Regions from separate parts of the Homo sapiens genome. Here region 1 is linked to region 2. Evidence: chromatin loops called from intact Hi-C (ENCODE). Cell type or tissue: PC-3. All regions are shown on one strand. Links, peaks and the distances in the headings refer to the core of each region. The heading gives the core; the rest is flanking DNA. Region 1 has its middle 9.8 kb from the start of BACH1-IT2. Region 2 overlaps GRIK1 (glutamate ionotropic receptor kainate type subunit 1).

Evidence for each region. Hi-C counts contacts between places; a loop is a spot of excess contacts. Peaks named below come from ENCODE experiments on the same cell type or tissue, not always from the same donor. Only the 100,000 strongest peaks of a DNase experiment are listed, where the experiment ranks them.
Region 1: a loop joins it to region 2, with 12 times the contacts of the local background. A loop is called at or near these places in 20 of 110 quality-filtered maps.

The regions. Positions count from the first base shown.
Region 1 is chr21:29,354,487-29,370,923 of GRCh38, reverse strand. It overlaps a transcript of BACH1 not described here. Among named protein-coding and RNA genes, the nearest start is that of BACH1-IT2, 9.8 kb to the left of the region's middle. In PC-3, for the core only: a CTCF peak has its summit at 9,339 (motif pointing left); a DNase peak (open chromatin) is centred at 10,983; H3K27ac peaks cover 311 bases.
Region 2 is chr21:29,846,807-29,851,806 of GRCh38, reverse strand. All of the region lies in intron 1 of GRIK1 (glutamate ionotropic receptor kainate type subunit 1), which reads left to right. Among named protein-coding and RNA genes, the nearest start is that of GRIK1, 91 kb to the left of the region's middle. In PC-3, for the core only: CTCF peaks have their summits at 1,706 and 1,910 (motif pointing right); no DNase peak of the experiment used is centred there; H3K27me3 peaks cover 664 bases.

The DNA of each region.
Region 1 (16,437 bases), core at 6,777-11,776, 490 kb after region 2:
TTCCTAAAACAAAAATTGGGAAAATTGTTAACATAGAGACTTCCAGGTTTTGCCAAGGGTACAACTGTTTTCTTAAACACAGTTTTTAACAATTACGTACAAATCAAACCAAAGTTCATCCAACCCACTCTCTGAATTAGTCTCAGTACAATGCGCATAGACAGCTATCACTAGAGTTAGTGAATATTATGGGAAAAATTAGAGGCAAAAGTTGAGACTGGAGCCGGTGAGAGTTAACAAAAACACTATTTATATAGAGAAAAATACATTTTAGAGAAGTATAAACATACTGCTTGGCATCAACATAAAAGCCCAAGTGCAAGTCAAAGGTAACCCAAAAGGCTCATAGGTCCTCAGACTACAGAAACCCCCCTACTGATGGCAACAGAAGGTCTGGCCTTCCACATGCTACTTCCTTAGTGTTTGTGGGGGAAAAAAAAATCCCACTGTATAAATTAGAATAGGCCAGATCATGCTACAGTAACAAATAACCCCAAAGTCTCAGTAGCTTACAACCACAAAGGTTTACCTCTTTCCCACTGTATTCAGGGTTTTCCAGAGAAACAGAACCAATAAGGGATTTAATAGAGAGAGAGGGGATGAGGGGGAGAGATAGTGATATGGTTTGGCTCTGTGTCCCCACCCAAATCCCACCAGGAACTGTAATCCCCATAATCCCCATGTGTCAAGGTCAGGACCAGGTGGAGGTAATTGGATCATGGGTGCAGTTCCCCCAAGCTGTTCTTGTGATAGTGAGTTCTCACGATATCTCATGGTTTTATAAGCATCTGGCATTTCCCCAGCTTGCACTCTATCCTGCCACCCTTGTGAAGAAGGTGCCTGCTTCTCCTTTACCTTGCGCCATGATTGTAAGTTACCTGTGGCCTCCCCAGCAATACACAACTGTGAGTCAATTAAACCGCTTTTCTTTATAAATTACCTAGTCTCGGGTATTTCTCCATAGCAGTGTGAGAATGGACTAACACAGATGGACTAATTATGAGGAATTAGCTCGCTTGATTATGAAGGCTAAGAAGTCCCATGCTCTGCCATCTGCAAGCTGCAGACCCAGGAAAGCTGGTAGTGTAGTTTGGTTTCGGACCCAAGGCCTGAGAACCAGTGGAGCTGATGGTTTAAGTCTCAGTTTGAGGGCAGAAGGAGACTGATATCCCAGCTCAATCAGTCAGGCAGAGGAGGTGAATTCTCCTTTCTCCATCTTTTGTTCTGTTCAGGCTCTCAGCAAATTGGCTAATACACTTCCATTCAGGGAAGGGCAATCTATCTTATGGAGTCCACTGACTCAAATGCAAATCTCATCTGGAAACATCATCACACAAACCCAGAAAAGCTTAGTGAAATATCTGGCCACTCCATGATCCAGTCAAGTTGACACATAAAATTAACCATCACACTCACATAACATGTTGAATGAAAGTTGCCTCTGGCTTTGACGCCCTCCCCAAACTTGTAGGTTCCAGGATGATGGAGCAGCAACCAGCTGGAATATTATCAGGTCCAGGGTGAGAGAAGGGAGACATGGAGAACAGTACACTGGTTCCCAGAAATGATAAATGTTTTTGCTGCTCCCATTTCATCGGCCACAGCAAAGCGAATGGCCTCTCTTGAGTCTGGCAGAGTTGAAGAGTAAACTCCTTCCATGGCAAAAGACGGAGGAAAAGTAAAATATTTGGCAAACAGAAATACAGTCTACCATACCGATGGAATTCTTATGCAGTCCACACTTAACTTATTCTGGACCTCTGCTCTGAGACTTCCCCGCAGATCTCTACTGAATATCTTCTTATCACTTTTTCACACAAGTCAGGCTCTTGTTTTATGCAAGGAGAGTTACAGGCTCCTCCCTTAATTTCCAAAAGTACAGCAAATATCTGGATAAACATTTAAGACAATTTCCTGTTGGCTTGAGAATAATGAGGAGAATTATAATGGAGAAAAAGAAAAATACTGTACTGGATATGAACTATCACTGCTCCTGGAGTTCTGTCCATCAGCCATGCCTCTCCACCGGCGTCCTCTCTACGTGGCCTCCCCTAGTCCATCAATTACCATGAGCCACCAGTCCCCTGGGTACCTTCTCCAACCCCCCTTATCCTCACTGCAAGAAGGGCGTTATCCACCACATCCTCACCCACAGGCAACAGCATCATAACCCTAAAAAGATGCAATTCTGCACATGACAAATTCAGCCTTTGATAATTCTATTCAGAAATGTTTAGGATGTCTGGCTCGAGCTTCTTGAGTCTAGAATAGAATTTTGCCTTTGCATAAATAAAGGTCCCAGTGAAGAATAATTTTAATCAAAGATGATGCATGTCTCCTAGCGGAACAAGAGAAAATTACAGGTAGATTTGAAATGTTTTTTTCTACTGCACACAAAAAGAAAATGGTTGTGCTGCGTACAAAAAGAAAATTATATACCTAGTCTGGATGTCCCTGTAATTTTGCATTTTGTTTTGCTTTTTCACGTACTACGTCATAAATGGATTTTGAAATTTTATAGAATGTTCTTAATTAACATAAAGACTACATAATATTCCATCCTGATAAACTAACATAATTTGTTAACACATTCTCTTAATTTAGACATGTCCCTTTAATTTATTATTATCACAGTTGTCATAAATTGTGTAATGTATATGAGCATTTGCTTTTGTTATATTATTTTATTGAGGTAAATTCCTAGGGATAAAATTAATGGGCTAAAAGTATGGATGCTATTGCTTTGTGCCAACTGTTTTATATCTTTCCTAATTTACACTAATTATGTGTAATTTTTACTGCAAATTCAGTAACACTTTTATTTGAAACTTATGTGGTTCAGTTTAACTTAATAAACTAATAACCTGTGATATATAGGTGATAATGTTTATTTTCAATATGAAAGATTTTATCCCCCTAAAAATCAACCTAAAAAAGCTTTGCATTGGGATAGGGACAGCAACTTTTGATATAAAAACCATCTGATCTAGAAAAAACAGTATAGATGGGTCATAACCCTTTGGTTGCAAGTACCAGAAATGCAGTTTATACTAATTAATGCAAGAAAGAAGAGTTTGGAGGGATTGTGGAGTAGCCTACCTCCTAGTAAAACAAAAACAAAACAAAACAAAACAAAACAAAAAGTTGATTAACCAAACCTCCCAAGTGCAGCAATCTAAGCACAGCCAAAACTGTTATTAATAACTAGAAAATGATTGGGACCTTCTCCCATCCTGTCTTCCATTGCATCTCTCTGGATCTTGACTGTCTTCTCCTACCAGAGACAGATGTCTGATGTGGGGCTCACTCCTAGCAGCTCCACGCCTAGAGAAGAAAGGGGCTGTGGTATTGAAAGACTAGTCCAGTTCTTCACCCTTCCATGTATCCACACCCTTGGCATGGCCTCCTAGCGGGTGGTGTATGCCTGTGCCTTGAGTTTGTGCTTGTTTGTTTGACTTACTTTGGCTAATGGCATAAGAGTATAAGTCATAACATGACCCTTCACAGCCTAGGTCTATGTGACCTTGCAGGTTCTCACTTGCTCTCTTGTGGAATATTCCCCAACTAGTCTGCTAAAAGGTTAAAGACTGACTTAAACTGTTTTGACGTTGCTACAAAAAAAAAAAAATGCCTGCAGCTGGGCAGTTTATACAGAAAAAAAATTTATTTGGGTCACAGTTCTGCAAGTTGTACAGGCACGGCACTGGTATCTATCTGATTTTGGTGAGGGCTTCAGGCTGCTTCCACTCATGGTGGAAGGTAAAGGGGAGCCACGTGGTGAAAGAGGAAGCAAGAGACAGAAAGAGGAGGAGGTGCCAGGCTCTTTTCAAAACCCAGCTCTCATGAGAACTCACTCATCCCCACAAGAATGGCACCAAGCCATTTATGAGGGATCCTCCCTCAGGACCCAAACACCTCCCACCAGGCCCTGCCTCCAACATTGAAGATCAAATCTCAACATGATACTTGGAGGGCTCAAATATCCAAACCATAGCAAAGACATAGGCAACAGATGTGCAAACATGCAGTGTGGACTAGAGACATCCTTAAATCAAACCACCCACTGCCAGCCTAAAGACACATGAGCAGGCCTGCTGAGATCAGTGGAGCCCACTCATCAGACCTGAAGAGATGTGAAGTAAATAAGTGCTCACTGTTTTAAGTGACTCTGATTTTATGGTTCTTTGTTATGCAGCAGTAGCTGACTAATACAGGGGGCACCTCTCTTCTAGCTCTAGTTTGAAAAGTCTCGAGAAAGAATACTCTGGCCCAGTTCGTAACAAAGGCCCGTATCTGTCCCCAAGCTGTCAGATAGCTAAAAAACAGAAATGATGCCTGCTGGATGTCAGAAAAAATAATAGCTTTCTAATCTGTAATACACTGTGGTTTTAAGAGCCAAATTTAAAATACTCCACACATCCATCTTTTTGAACTAAATAAAAAGTGAGTTTAGTTAATACAGTAAATAATAATAAAATGACATGGAATTTAAATCTATAGGTGGTAAGAGAGTGAAAAGAAAGAAGACACAGGAAAAGAAGAACAAATGAAAAGCAATATTTGCCAAAACTCTGAGAAGCAGCAATATTTCTTTAGACTAAAAAAAATTTAAAAGCATACTTTCTAATAAACATATTTTAACATTTATCCAAGTAAGAAAACAATAGGATTTTTAGAAATATCATTTTACCCCAACTGAGAAAAACACCAACTGTTTTCCCAGGAAGTAACGAGTATTGTCTCTCAACTCACAGGTAGAAATGTTGCATTCAGTGTCTTTTTATTGCCATCTGGTTACCAGCATCAGCTTCCAGGCAAAGGATTAGAATAAACTACGATTTAGTGCCAAATGCAGAGGGCTCAGGCAAACTGAGCCAGCGGAAGATATAGAAGGCAATGAGCTAGAAAAGTGAGGCAGAGGAGAAAAAACAAAACAAAACAAAAAAAAACACAGCAGGCTCAGAACAAGGATTTAAAAATCACAGCCAGAGAGAGTACAAACAGGACAGCGTCACCTCTATTCTGGTTCCAAGGGTCTTGAAACAAAGCCGGGAGTAATCTTCAGCTAGCAACACAGAACACAACAGGGCAGAGAGCCCTGGCATATCCGACAGCAGCTTCCAATGTTTGCTCCAGAGGAATCGATACAAAATCAGTGCAGAAAACAACAAGAAGAGGATCCATGGGACTGAGTTTGCAGGAGGGAAAGAGATGCCAGCTCCTGCCTTGGGAAGGGGCACAACAGAAAAACCCACGCACCAAAGAGAGGCAGGCAGAAAGAGGCTAGGCTAGGAGCCTGGCCTCCCTGGGAAGGACATTGTAGGGATTGATCTATTTCAGTTACAAAGTAGCCAAAAACTGTTTTTTTTTTAAGAGACAGGGTCTCGCTCTGTCACCCAAGCTGGAGTGCAGTGGTGCAATCATAGCTCACTGCCGCCTTCAACTCCTAGGCTCAAGCAATTCTCCTGCCTCAGCCTCCTAAAGTTCTTGGATTATAGGTATGAGCCACCGTGCCCAGCCTATTTCCAAATATCATTATTTGGCAAGGATTGTTCTATTGATATACTGTCCCAGTGGCCTCTCCTTGGTCCCATAATGAACTGAAAACAGCCTGCAGGTGATGAAGTACTTGGGAGAAACAGCTGGGATGTGGCTGGAACAAAGTTAAGACTGAAATTTAGGGGCCCTTTAGGATTCTGCTGCTGAAGACTTTAGAAATAATGTTACATCTTTGTAACTAGGGGCATATGTTGATCCAACTTTTGATATTTGCAGCAGGAAATTGGGTTAAGAGCTGAATGGTCTCCCTTGCCTAAGCATTTATAACATCTATACAGTAGTGTTCCCCCTTGCTATGAATTAATACGAACAATGGGGGCAATGTTATTATACTTATGACAAGTTTCAATTTACAAATAGGCAGTACACCAGAAGTATGCTTTTAGGTAGGCTGAACTCAAAAGAACGTATTAGTTTAGAAATAAAGATATGCATAGTAGATTAAGTTTTCAGGGTAGACCACAAACCTCTAGTTAAAAGCCATACAGTGGTAGAAATAGTTTAGGTTTTTAATGCCAACTGGTATACATTTTTAGCATTGGACAATCACAAATGGACTTAAGAACATTGCTGTGAGTTAGCTGAGAATGTTAACGATCATTTGGCCTGGTTTTCATTAGAAAATGTAATTCAAATTGCTGTGGCAATGGTTGTGGATGCTTGAAGAAGCTTTGTTTTTGTTTTTGATAGTTGTTGCACTGTCAACCAGAAACATATCTCTATCTCCCCCTTTCTTTACTTCCATCTCCAGTGTAGCATTTAGAATTCTTTGGGTAGCAAGGGAAAGAAAATCCAACCCAAACCAATTCTATAAAGCAAATACATGGGCTCATGTAACAAACTGCACAGGTGCTTCAGGCAAAGCTTGATCCAGAGGCATAAGCACAAGCCCTGGCTCTCTCAGATCTCTGCTCTCTTATTCCTCAAGGTCCACCTAGTGACTTCGCAAAAGGTACTGGCCCTTCTCTCATGAGCACAGCTGCCAGCCTTATATGTTTATATCACACTCAGAATGCCGTCTATCAGTAGGTCCCTGGAGAAGGCAAGAGTTTTTTGTTTTTTGGTTTTTTTCTCAGTAACCCCGGACAATCTCTCCTCACAGCTTTACGGGATTTTAGTACCCATTCTGTACCTATGACTACGGTCAGAGAGACGGGATTGCCTGAATGATTTAATTGTACAGGACTGGGGCTATCAGATATGACTGTGCAGGTTGTGCACTGCACAACTTCAAGTTCACTATACACATTTATGACAATGCAGATGTGTAGTGGTCCGTTCTCATGCTGCTATGAAGAAATACTCGAGATTGGGTAATTTATAAAGCAAAGAGATTTAATTGACTTACAGTTCTGCATGGCTAGGGAGGCCTCGGGAAACTTACAATCATGGTGGAAGGCACCTCTTCTCAGGGCAGCAGGAGAGAGAATGAGTGCAGCAGGGGAAATGCCAGACGCTTATAAAACAATCAGATCTCCTGAGAACTCACTCACTATCACGAGAACAGTGTGAGGGAAACAGCCAGCCTGATTCAATTATCTCCCACCGGCTCCCTCCCATGACACGTGGGGATTATGGGATTACAATTCAAGATGAGATTTGGGTGGGGACACAAAGCCAAACAATATCAAGATGATACCCCTTGGAATTATCTGATGCAGTGACCCTATTTGGGACCCACTTCTAGAGATGGGAGTGGGATCCATATCACCTTAACACGTGGTTTTTGAGTTAGGGAGGCCGTTCTGCGCTGGGTAGAGAGGATATAAAACATGCTTGGGAGGCAGCCCGTAGAAGCCCACTACTGACAGATGGCAAGAAAGTGGCAGGGCCTATGCCCTTTCACACATTCCCTACCATGAAGTAGGAACCCTAGATAATTACAGAGAGAAGAAACCAAAGTAACTTAGAAAACACTTCATTCCACCTTTGAGTCCTAACATGTGAAAGTAAAACACACAAAATACTCATTCTCATCCATGTCATTATTTATGGGTTTCAAAGCATTTTCTGAGTCGGCCCTTCACCTACACAACAGTAGCTCCAGGGGACAGCTGGCAGATAATATTATCCCCATTGGAGACGTGAAGCAAGTCAGGCATCTCCCTGCTCAGGTGGAACCCATCTCCCGCTTACTACAACAGAAACTCCCTGCTTACTTCTGTGCTATGAGAGGGAGATCCTATGGAAAACGATGAGAGAGGGCAGGAAAGTTGAGTGACAGAGAGGCCAGAAGAGAAAGCACAGAAGGAAGAGAAGAGGAGATTCAAGGCAAGGAGAGGAAAGCTTTGGAACAATGGCAGCCACCAACCAAAGGTTCTGTAGTGGTTGACTAGGGCTGCCATAACAATGCACCACAGGCCGTGTGCCTTAAACGACAGAAATGTATTCTCTCACAGTTCTGGAGGCTGGATGTCCAAAATCAAGACATCAGCAGGGTTGGTTCCTTCTGAGGCTGTGAGGGAGACTGTTCCATGGCTCCCTCCTAGCTTCTGGGGATGAAGGTGATCTTTGATGGTCCTTGGCTTGGAGATGCATCACCCAGTCTCTGCCTTCCTCTCCACATGGAGTTCTCCCTGTGTGTGAGCCTGTCTCCAGTCTCCGCATTTTAGAAGGACATCAGTCATACTGGATTAGGATCCACTCTAAAGGTCCACCCTAAAATGACCTCGTTTTTACTTGGTAACAACCCTATCTCCAAATAAGGTCACATTCTGAAGTAGTGGGGGTTAGGATTCTAACACATGAATTTGGGGGGCACACAATTCCCCTCATAACAGGCACTAAGTCTTTAGAGCCGAGCGGAACATGATGTGGCCAACTAGCCACATGTGGCTACTGAGCACTTAAAATCTGGCTAATCTAAATCGAAATGAGCTGTGAGTGTAAAATACACACCAGATTAAAAAAAATGAATGTGCAATATTGCAATAATTTTTATATAGATTACCTGATAAAAATAATATTTTGGATATATCTGGTTAAATAAAATATAGTACAGTATTCAAATTAATTTCACCTCTTTTTTTACTTTTTAACATGTGGTTTCTAGAAAATTTAAAACTTCACATGCAACTTGCATTTGGCTCATTTTATATTTCTACTGGATGACACTGATCTAGAAACAGAAATTCAGAGTCTTTGACACCTGGTCATTTTGTGAAAAGTTTCTGAAATTTCTACATTGTTCTCTGACAAGGATGGCAAAATTAAGCATTCAATTCACTGAATTGAAGTGACATGTAGCATATGGTAAATATCAAACTTTATACCTGTGTAACCAACTCTAAATTTTAAGTAAGTTCTCATAGAACCTAAGTGGCAGATATATTTGATCAATAAGGATCACACTTCATTTTTATTACTAAGAACTCAATTTGGAACAGGCCACCCAATATCATCTTATAAGAGTGGCTTTTGTTTAAAGCAATCACCTTTTCATTTACCTTGTGTAAGAAAAACAAGGCTGCTTATCAAGTGTGACTTTATTAATAATTACATCAGAATGGCATGGGTCCTTATTAAAGACGGTATACAAGTGAGATTTTGCATATGCTTTGTGCAGATAAATCATGAGCTCCATAGTAAAGTTATGTAAATGGAGATGCGTTTTTGCTTTTATGAAATACACTGGGTTATAAATACTCTGACCTTGTTTATGGAGGAAGCTGGTTTGTTCACTTAATGAAGACATTAATTTGCCATTCAGTTTGGACTGATTACTCATTAGCTGCCATCTCCTGACCAACAGCTCTGACTTACAAACCCAGGCTGGTGATCGGATCGTAGGTAGTGGTGTGCTGCCATCTATAGCTGGAACGAGAAAAAGATCAAAGTGCAGCAAGGTCTGCAAAGCCACAACTACTAAAAAGAGTTACAGTATCAAAACATTAACAATTTTTTTTAAAGCTAGACAAAAAAAAATACACTCCAAGGTCTACAACTACGGCTCTTTCCCCTTGTTAAAATCATTGTAAGTATTGATTGATTTGCAAGCAAAACAAAACCTAGATAAAGCAAGCTGTATAATATCCCAGCTGCAAGCCTTAACCCAATTATTGTTGGTGGAGCAGGTGCAAAAACATCTGCAATACTGATAACTCAAATGGCACAAAACCTACTGTAATCATTTTCCAAGTCAGCTACTGCTTGCCTTTGCCCAGAATTCATGTCAGGATTTCTTTTTCCACTCTTCAGTCTTTTTCCTACTCCAGGATGCCGCCATCAGCAACGTTCAACAAACATTTTTGGAGACCCTACTATGTTCCAGCCATTGTCCTGCTTGAGATGCAGCACAGACCAAACGCATCTCCTGGCCTTGCGATGATTACATTCTAGTGGAGTGAGACAGACATTAAACACTAGACTAAGTAAACAAGCTCATTCTATACTATGTTGGGAGGTGGCAGGCATTACAAAGAGAGAAAACAAGAGGGCAGGATATGGGGATGGGGATTGGAGGTAGAATGGTAGGAAGGAGGAAGCATGTGGGGTTTTTTTTTGTTTTTTTTTTTTTTTTGAGACAGGGTCTTGCTCTGTTGCCCCAGTCTGGAGTGCAGTGGTGCCATCTCAGCTCACTGCAACCTCCACCTCGTGGGTTCAAGCTATTCTCCTGTCTCAGCCTCCTGAGTAGCTGGGATTACAGGTGTGTGCCACCACACCTGGGTAATTTTTGTATTTTTAGTAGAGACAGGGTTTCGCCATGTTGGCCAGACTGGTCTTGAACTCCTGAGCTCAGGTGATCCACCCACCTCGGCCTCCCAAAGTGCTGGGATTACAGGCGTGAGCCACTGCGCCTGGCCAGATGCAGTCTTAATGAGGGCAGTCAGGGGAGCCTCACTGACAAGATGACAATGGGGCAAACATGACATTCCCAGGAGTTCCCAGGAGAGGACAGGGGCCTGGGAATGAGGCCAGAGGGTTGGGGAGGGAGTTCATTGTGGAAGGCCTCTGAGGCCGCCGACAAAATAGCAGCTTTTAGCTGAGTAAAATATCACTTCTTGCTTTTAGATATCTGCCTGATGGACAGCTACGTTTTGTGAGCCCAAAGTATTTGAGACAGGTCTCAATTAATTTAGAAAGTTTATCTGCCAAGGCTAAGGACGTGCCTATGACAGCGTCAGGAAGTCTTGGGTACATGATGACATGTACCCAAGTGGTCAGGGCACAGCTTGGTTTTATACATTTTAGCTTGATTTTATACATTGATGAGACCTCAATCAATATGCATAAGAGGTACATTGGTTTGGTCCAGAAAGGTGGAACAACTCGAAGTAAGGGATTCCAGGTCAGAGGTAGATAAGGGACAAAAGGTTTCATTCTTTGGGGTCTTCGATCAGCCTTTCACTGAATACATGTGAGGTGGAATGAATAGAGGAATAGTCACTGATGCCTTAGTCTGACTCAGTGAATCTGCATTTTTACATAAACAATAGGTCAGAGGAAGCAATGAGAAATGCATTTGTCACAGGTGAGCAGAGCAATGATCAAGAGTTCTGTCTGTCCTCTGTCCTGGGCCTGTGAAGATAAGGTATCAATTAATATGGCCAGGATGAAGTTCAACAGAACTGTTTTAGGGTAAAGATCTTTGAGGCTCACAAGGAATTTCCTTACGGGCAAATTGTGAGGGAGGTATGTAGCTTTTTTATTTTTATTGTTTTTCTTTGTAGTTATTTTATTTAGGAATAAAATGGGAGGCAGGTTTGTCTGATGCAGTTCCCAGCTTGACTTTTCCCTTTGGCTTAGTGATTCTGGAGTCTTGAGATTTATTTTCCTTTCACGGTTTTCCCCATTTCTTTCTTTGCTTAAAATCGTGTTTGATAGTTTTATAATCGTGGTGGTGGTTATTGTCTCAAGATTCATGAGTACTCGCAAAAGCAAATTTTAATAAATAACAACTGTTCACCCCAGATGGACTTCAATTTTTTTTATTCACAGAGAGATTTCGATATACCTGGTTATAATCATACTAGATACATAAATCACTTGCTTTCATGTTTAGCATCTGTCATGAGTATTTTTCATTTTATTCCATGTTTACCATAAACATTTTGTTAGCTAAAAACTCATAAAGAGACAATCATTGTGTCAAACATTTGATTTTACTGTGAGGATTAAGGGAAAAATTATAAAAAGAGCCGAGTACAGTGTCAAATCTTAGTTTGAGTAGAGATACAATATAGTGCTTTGCTTTTTTCCATTTCTAAAGGTCTATTCAAAATTATTTACTATGATAAATGCTATGATGGACATCTTGATATAAGAAGAAATTTTTATTATTATTATTATGGATTAATAATAGTCCTAAAATTTAAGATTATTGTTCTTCAGGATGGATTCCTTGGCATACAATTACTGTGTCTGATGTTATGGCTAGTTTAAAATGTTTTAAATAAAATATCAAACTGCTTCCCCAAAGCATAAAAGCTATTTTAAATACTACCCCCCTTGTGTTAGAATGCCAGTTTCACTCCCCCTCATTTTTTATTTTCTAATTTGATATATTTTTTACTTCTTTCTATTTAGCACTTTTTACATTTCTTTCTTTCTTCTTTCTTTCTTTCTTTCTTTCTTTCTTTCTTTCTTTCTTTCTTTTCTTTTCTTTTCTTTTCTTTTCTTTTTTTCTGAGACAGAGTCTCACTCTGTCACCCAGGCTGGAATGCAGTGGTGTGATCTCAGCTTACTGCAACCTCTGCCTCCTGAGGTCAAGCAATCCTCCTGCCTCAGCCTCCCCAGTAGCTGGGATTACAGGCGCCCTCCACCACACCCAACTAATTTTTGGATTTTTAGTAGAGATGGGGTTTCACCATGTTGGCCAGGCTGGTCTTGAACTCCTGATCTCGTGATCCACTTGCCTCGGCCTCCCAAAGTGCTGGGATTACAGGCGTGAGCCACGGCGCCCAGCCCACTTTTTATATTTCTAATGAGAAATAATGATAAAAATCTTCAAAAGCATGTTTAACCCACACAGGTTGCCTCCAAAGTCCCTGAGTTCCTGGTTATTGAGTGCTCCTGTTTTCTCTTTTGTCCTCTGCAGGCCCATGTCTGTTGCTCCTTTGTCTTGATGTAGTTTGGTGTTCTTTTTATTGGATATTGTCAAATGTGTAAAGATTAAAGATATTAGCCCTGTAACTGTTGTTTGGATGACTCTTAAATCTTGAGGCCAAATTAGTTTTCACTTTTACGCTGAATTGCTAACATCAAATGTGCCCTTCCTGCCCCACCCAAAAGGGCAGAGGAAGTGACAACCCCAGGGGCCCTCCTTCTCCCCTGTGTCCAGGGAAGAGCATCCCCACTTCCAGTCACTCCAGCAGGGAAGTATAAGGAAAGGGCAGAAGAAGTGAGGGGTGGACATCAGACCACAGGGACTAGCTCTCAGGGCGTGTGGGGACTAGGTGAGTGGGAGAAGCGGATCACGCTGACTCCACTAGATCCAGTAGGAGTAGCCAAAGCTGGAGTTATTATCTACATGAATATGGGGAACGAGTTACCCATTTGTTGTCCCCTACTTGAGGAGGGAATCAACCCTGAAGTCTGGGCATTGGAAGGAACAAACTCAAGCTCCAGCCTTAAGCCTTCCCACAGGATGAAACTTTTCTTTATGCATCACAGAGAGAGCAAGGATGGCTCTTGGAGTCCTTACTCAGACTCATGGGGCAACCCCACAACCAGTGGCATACCTAAGTAAGGAAATTGATGTAGTAGCGAAAGGCTGGCCTCACTCTTTAAGGGTAGTTGTGGCGGTGGCCATCTTAGTGTCAGAGGCTATCAAAATAATACAAGGAAAGGATCTCACTGTCTGGACTACTCATGATGTAAATGGCATACTAGGTGCCAAAGGAAGTTTATGGCTATCAGACAACCACCTACTCAGATACCAGGCGCTACTCATTGAGGGACTGGTGCTTCAAATATGTACATGCGTGGCCCTCAACCCTGCCACTTTTCTCCCAGAGGATGGGGAACCAATCGAGCGTGACTGCCAACAAATTGTAGTCCAGACTTAGGCCGCCTGACATGATCTCTTAGAAGTCCCCGTAGCTAATCCTCACCTTAACCTATATACCGACGGAAGTTCACTTGTGGAGAATGGGATACGAAGGGCAGGTTATGCCACAGTAACAGTACTTGAAAGTAAGCCTCTTCCCCCAGGGACCAGCGCCCCGTTAGCAGAACTAGTGGCACTGACCCGAGCCTTAGAACTGGGAAAGGGAAGAAGAATAAATGTGTATACAGATAGCAAGTATGCTTATCTAATCCTACATGCCCATGCTGCAATATGGAAAGAAAGGGAGTTACTAACCTCTGGGGGAACGCCCATTAAATATCACAAAGAAACCATGGAGTTATTGCATGCAGTGTAAAAACCCAAGGAGGTGGCAGTCTTACACTGCCAAAGCCATCAAAAGGGGAAGGAGAGGGGAAAACAGCAACATAAGCAGCTGGCAGAGGCAACAGAAAGGAAGAGAGAAAGAAAGAGACAAAGAAGAAGTCAAAGAGAGAGAAAGAGAGAGATAGAAGTAGTAAAGGAAAAACAGTGTACCCTATTCCATTAAAAGCCAGGGTAAATTTAAAACCTATAATTGATAATTGAAGGTCTTCTCTGTAACCCTGTAACACTCCAATATCACCTTGTTGTCAGTGTAAACAAGGGCGTAGCCCGAAAGCACTGAAGCCACTGACAACCCATAGCCTTCCTATCAAAAATCCTTAACCCAGCAGGTTTCCTAACAGGGGATCTAAATCTTAATTAATTACCATACAAAGGTCTGACCAGATCTAGGAGGAACTCCCTTCAGGACAGGATAATATACGGTTCCTCCTCAACTACTAAGGAAAAAAGACACAATGGGTATTCAGTAAGTGATAAGGAAACTCTTGTAGAAGCAGTTAAGAAAATTGCCTAATAATTGGTCTGTTCAAACATGCAGCTGTTTGCACTCAGCCAAACCTTAAAGTACTTACAGTATCAGGAAGGAGCCATCTATACCAATTCTAAGTTAATATGGACTGAATGAGGTTTTATTAATAGCAAAGAAAAATTAAAACCCCAAACTTACAAGGTTTTCAACAAAAGTTTGCTAAAAGTTAACAGTGTAACATGTATTGTACTAACTTCTAATTTTATGGAAATCAGACCCTATCTGTTCCCCTCAAAGCTCAAGTCCGTCAGTGCAGAGCCATACAACTAATACCCTACTTAATAGGGTTAGGAATGGCTACTGCTACAGGAACCGGAATAGCCAGTATATCCACTTCATTATCCTACTACCACACACTCTCACAGGATTTCTCAGATAGTTTGCAAGAAATAACGAAATCTATCCTTACTCTACAATCCCAAATAGACTCTTTGGCAGCAGTGACTCTCCAAAACTGCTGAGGCCTAGACCTCCTCACTGCTGAGAAAGGAGGACTCTGCATCTTCTTAGGGGAAGAGTGTTGTTTTTACACTAATCAGTCAGGGATAGTAAGAGATGCCACCTGGCGCTTACAGGAAAAGGCTTCTGAAATCAGACAACGCCTTTCAAAACTCTTATACCAACCTCTGGAGTTGGGCAACATGGCTTCTCCCCTTTCTAGGTCCTGTGGCAGCCATCTTGCTATTACTCGCCTTCGGACCCTTATTTTTAACCTCCTTGTCAAATCTGTTTCCTCTAGAATCGAGGCCATCAAGCTACAGATGGTCTTACGAATGGAACCCCAAATGAGCTAAACTAACAACTTCTACCGAGGACCCCTGGACCGACCCGCTGGCCCTTTCACTGGCCTAGAGAGTTCCCCTCTGGAAGACACTGCAACTGCAGGGACCCTTCTTTGCCTCTATCCAGCAGGAAGTAGCTAGAGCAGTCATCGCCCAATTCCCAGCAGCAGTTGGGGTGTCCTGTTTAGAGGGGGGATTGAGAGGTGAAGCCAGCTGGCCTTCTGGGTTAGGTGGGGACTTGGAGAACTTTTCTGTCTAGCTAAAGGATTGTAAACACACCAATCAGCACTCTGTGTCTAGCTAAAGGTTTGTAAACGCACCAATCAGCACTCTGTAAAAACGCACCAATCAGCGCTCTGTGTCTAGCTAAGGGTTTGTAAACGCACCAAACAGCCCTCTGTAAAAACGGACCAATCAGCACTCTGTGTCTAGCTAAAGGTTTGTAAACGCACCAATCAGCACTCTGTAAAAACAGACCAATCAGCACTCTGCAAAATGGACCAATCAGTGCTCTGTAAAATGGACCAATCAGCAGGATGTGGCAGAGCCAAATAAGGGAATAAAAGCTGGCCACCCCAGTCAGCAGGGGCAACCCGCTCCGGTCCCCTTCCATGCTGTGGAAGCTTTTTCTTTCACTCTTCACAATAAATCTTGCTGCTGCAAGATCTTGCTTGCTTCTGATCTTCCTTCTCCTCTAGTGTTCCTTATCTCCATTATGAGTTCTTCTTTCCCAGTCATCAGTATTCCTTTGGGGTCTGTCCTGGGCTATCTCCTCTGTTCACCACACACACACTTTTCAGGCAAGCTTTTCCTCTCACATAGCTTCAAAAGTGGACCATATGCCAAAGGCATAAATGTAAAGCTTTGGCCCAAATCTTCCTCCTGAGCAGAAGTCTTACATGTCAACAACCACATGGGCGCCACACAGCATGCCTTGCCTGCAGTACACTCATCACTGAATTTAACACCTGGTTCCACAAACCTGCTCTGACCTCGTGTTCACCATCGCATTGAACAGAAACATCTTCCACTCTGTTGTTCAAGAAAGGAACCTGGGGATCGTCTGTGGTTCTATCTTTTTTACCAGCTCTTCTTCTACCTCAGGACAGTCATCTCTGCCATGTTTCATGAATCTGGCCACTGTTCTGATTTCCCACGAACACATCCCTGGTCCA
Region 2 (5,000 bases), core at 1-5,000:
ATTAGAGATCACCAGTTCAGAAGAGAAGTCAGTGCTAAAGACGCTCTTCTTGGAAATGTTTAAGTAGCTAAGAGAGTTGAGGCCATGAGGTAGACTAGTAGCCCTGGCTCTGGAATAGGTGCTGTACATGAATCTCCTCATAGCTCATGAAGTTAGTTATTAGATTCTGTTTTGCAGAAGAGGAACTGTGATCACACAGCTGGTAGGAGTCAGAACCAGGACTCAAGCTAAAGTCATTCAGACTCTGGCATTTCCACTGCATTATAGGGCTAGAAAAGGGAGCAAAGGTAAAGAACAGACTGAAAGTGAGATCCTAGAAGATGCCATGTTATGGGAAGAGGATGTTGTTCACATTTATTGATTTATATCTCCCTTTTGTCTATTATTGCCTTTGTAAACAATCTGTGTTGCTCAAAGATTGCTACTCTCTTGTCTCAAAAAAATCATTTCTAGGCCGGGGGATGTGGCTCATGCCTGTAATTCCAGCACTTTGGGAGGCCGAGGTGGGCGGATCACTTGAGGTCAGGAGTTCGAGACCAGCCTGGCCAACGTGGTGAAACCCTGACTCTACCAAAAATACAAAAGTTAGCTTGGTGTGGTGGCTCACGCTTGTAGTTCCAGCTACTCAAGAGGCTGAGGCAGGAGAATTGATTGGACCTGGGAGGCGGAGGTTGCAGTGAGCCAAGATCTTACCATTGTACTCCAGTCTGGGCAACAGAGAGAGACTCCATCTCAAGAAAAAAAAAAAAAGAAATCATTTCTAGTTGATTCATTTTCACAGACTGATCTGTAAAGCAAATAAGCTAAGAGTTTGTACAGACTGACAGTAATAAAAGGTAGGAATAATATTATTGGCATCTTGAATTCATTTGTGTTAATATCGTAAGTAAAAGTTTGCTCTAAAAGTCTGTTCTTCTAAAATATTAAATTTCCTGCTGAGATACTCTCTGGCTTTTATACAAACATTGTTACTTGTTAGTTACCTTGTAGTAGTTATACTATTTCCCCTGTTATACTGAAGATTCTTACTTCAAAATGAGCTGAAGATGTGACTTATGAGTTTACATAAAATGAAAAAAGTAGTTTTGGTTCTTAATAAAGAGAATTTATGTGCCTGGTACATTGCTAAGACTAAGGAACTGGCAGAGTCCAGATGGAGGCCAAGAATACAAGATGTTATGAGCACTAAACAAGGACTCCAAAATTACTTCCATCAATAACCTGTGGCATCTGCGACCACCTTATCCATTCCTGGGATTCGTTTTTTGTTCATTGTTGTGGTGGTGGTTGTCCTTGTTGCTTTGAATAGGAGTGGCCAGGGGAGAGGATATCTGAGATTGGGTACAGGGTGTGTATGCAGTTAGAACATTAGGGCGATAGCAGTATTATCTTTAATCTTGAACACCTTAGAAATGGATAACACCCAGAGCCACACATCGAAAAGATAGAGATTTTTTAAATACCCTTCAAACTGCTTAATTTGTAGTCCTAACAAAAAAAAATTTACATCTGCTGAATTATGTTCATATCTGTGAGATTTAAGAAATGCTACCCAGGATCTACATAAATGTTCCATTTATGGCAAAGAGAAGATGATTTTGTTTATGAAAAAGAGATAACAAATATTTGAGATAGTTTTTAAGGATCTTCTGTCAGCAAATGTTAATGCAGTAAGGAAGATATCATGATCCTTCTGAAAGTCAGCGAAACCGAACCAAAAAGGGATGACATAAACTTCACGGGCATATGCTATTTTAAGATTTGCACAGATTTCTGCACTCTAAAAAACGTGAGTTTCATGGGGGCTGTTTGTTCTCTCACTCCACACACATATGAGAGGGTGAGAGAGAGTATCTCCAGTAACAGGGGCCATCCACTGTTGGGTTCAGTCATTCTCTCTTAGAGGCACCAGAGGGCACCAGAGGGCATGAAGATCAGAGCAGCAAGCCGCTCTACACTCTGCATCTTTATGCTAGCTTCCACCATAATTAACACCTGCAGAATCCTGGGGTAGTTTTCTCACCATGCACTTGAAATGTGCCAGCTTTTAAGAACCCTTACCGGCACTCATCTCGAATTTAAGGCACACTCTCTCATTAGAGGTAAGCTGAGAAATTGGAGTCAAGGAGTTAAGCAGAGAGAAGGGGATAAGCACATGGACACATTGTCTTTGGTGGTTAAGAGGAACATTGCTAAAAACAAACGGCCTTTTATTGGCCTTTCCTCCTTCCTGACATCACTCTACACTTATCCTTAATGAAGTAGTACATAAGAACTGTGTCTGACGCTCTAAGGAAGGATGGGCGCAGGAAACAAAGTATAACAAAGGAGGCAACACTACAATGACTTAGAGGATTTAGTTTTTAAGAGCTTTTCCCCTATTGATGGATGCTCGACTGATTTTATCTCATCATCAACCTTGGAAGCTATTAGCAGAGGAAATTGCACTTACCATCTGTGATGTCCTGGCAATAACTTAATATTGTTCTGAAGGTTTAATTCAAATCGATTTAATTCAGCAAACATTTATTAATCTCATGAATGTTTGGCACCATACTAGAAGCTAAGGGATACCAAGATGAACAATGCAAAATGTTTTATTTTTACTTCAAAGGTTTTAAAACCTAATAAAATACAAGAAAAATATTAGGAAGTACAATACAGTCTGGGACATGAAAAGAAAAAGTATAAACAATATGCTTAATCATTCATTTATTCATTTAATAAATATTTTGGCAACTATTATATGCCAGGAACTATACTATGTGTGTTTGTAGACCTTGGTTAACAAAACAGATTTGGGTTCTGTTCTGCCTTCACAGAGTCAGTTTGGGAAATGACAGAGTGTTATGATAAAGAAACATTTGGCATGGGAGAAAGTTCCGAAAATCTATTTGAATAGGGTGGAATAAATGAACTTCCATAAGAGACGACATTTAAGAAGAATCAAGTCATCCTAAGGACTAGGAAAAACACATTTTACGTATACCAAACAGCTAAGGTGAAGATCGTGGAAAAAAAAAAAAATATATATATATATATATATATATACACACACAACTTGGTCTATTTAAGGAACCCAAAGAAGGCAAGCTGTAGTATATGTAATAAACGGTATGCAAATGCCAGGCTATATAGAGCCTTGTAGATGATATTAAGAACTGAAGAAAGAGAGAATACATCTAGCCACAGGGATCCACAAATCTTTACAAAGAAGGTTTCCATTTGAGAAGGATGAATAAGATTTTGACAAGCATGATAGTAGAAAGCAGGATTTCTGGATAAAAACAATGTTACGAGCTTAGACACAAAAGTGATAGTTTGTGTATGATTTAGACTCTAATAAGCATCAAGGTGTGAGTGGAGGATTCAATTGCACTAGGCAATTGAATTGTTTGCCATGAGGCCGGAAGCACAGGTTGGAAAACATAATGGAGAACTTGGACAAATTACTGGTTCATTAGGGGCATGAAGGGAAGTCACGGACATTATTAATGCCAGACAGTGATACTGTTGGCATTCCAGCTCAGATAGTCTAATTTAGCAGAAGCATGCATTGTACATTGGCGGGGACAGAAAGAGAATTTAGCATCTCTAGATATCCACATTGATGGCATTAAGGGTCTTAGGGTGGTAAAAGTGCAACTAGAAGCAGCGTACAGATAAAGTCGTTGCCAAGGCAAAGTCTGATTATTGGACTTGAATTGGCTGAGACGATCAAGTTAGAAAAAAACTTTTAATAATAATAATAATAATAACTTACGTTTAACCCTGGGTAACTGAGAGAGTATAAATGCTACTACTAGTTAATTAAGGCTAAGTAAAGCAATGGTGAATTTTATGTGTATACACATACACATGTGCATGTGTGTGTGTGAGAGAGAGAGAGAGGGAGAGAGAGAGAGAAAGAGAGAAACAATAGTGTTGCAACCTGAATAAACAAAACAAAGTAATTAGGCAGTATCACAGCAATACTGTTGAGAATGATTAGGTGTGTTCTTGAAAGCATGATCCAGCATCCCGATGCAACCAATGGAAAAGTGGAAGTCCAGCTGAGGATACAGAGAATGCAATGATAATTGTTTCAAAGATGTTTGACTTGATGTAGTAAAGAGACAACCAGCCATTGCAACAAAGATGCAGAGCCCAGAAATAGAAATGTGAGAAGATTATGCAGAGAAAAAATAGTTTCGTGTTTTTGTTTGTTTGTTTGTTTTTTGAGACAGAGTCTCACCCTGTTGCTGGAGTGCAATGGCCCAATCTTGGCTCACTGCACCCTCCACCTCCCAGGTTCAAGGGATTCTCCTGCCTCAGCTGCTAAGTAGCTTGGCTGACAGGTTCGCACTACCACGCCCAGCTAATTTTTGTATTTTTAGTAGAGACGGAAGTTTCACCATGTTGGCCAGGATGGTCTCGAACTCCTGACTTAGTGATCCACCCGCCTGGGCCTCCCAAAGTGCTGGGATTGCAGGCATGAGCCACTGCTCCTGGCCACAATAGTTAAAGTATAGAAACAGTGAAACTGCTGAGAAGTAACTTATAAAAGAAATAGAAGATGGCAGGAGAGAGGCAGGAAGGCAAAATAGAAAAATGATGGGAAGAAGAAGGAAAAGGACAATGAGAGTGAAGAAAAGAGCGGAGAGCTAAGAATTATACCTCTAGCAAGCCTTAAAATTATAAAGAAGAGGAAAATGGTTCATTAAAGGACAGAGAAATGGAGAAGATAAAGTATCAAAAAGGCAGAAAGAAGAAGAGCCAGTAAAATAAAGTGTTGAGAAGAGAGTAGGAGGTCGATTAAACAAGGTCAAGTTCACAATTTTATGCCATACTGTTACTCAAATATATATGAAATCTTGACATGTGTATTTGAATAAGGATGGGATATATAATACACATGCATACACATATACACACATACATACATATACATATGAAAACTGGATGGAGAAAAAATTTTATAATGAAGGAAACAAACGAACAAAAAAACACAAGAAAATAAT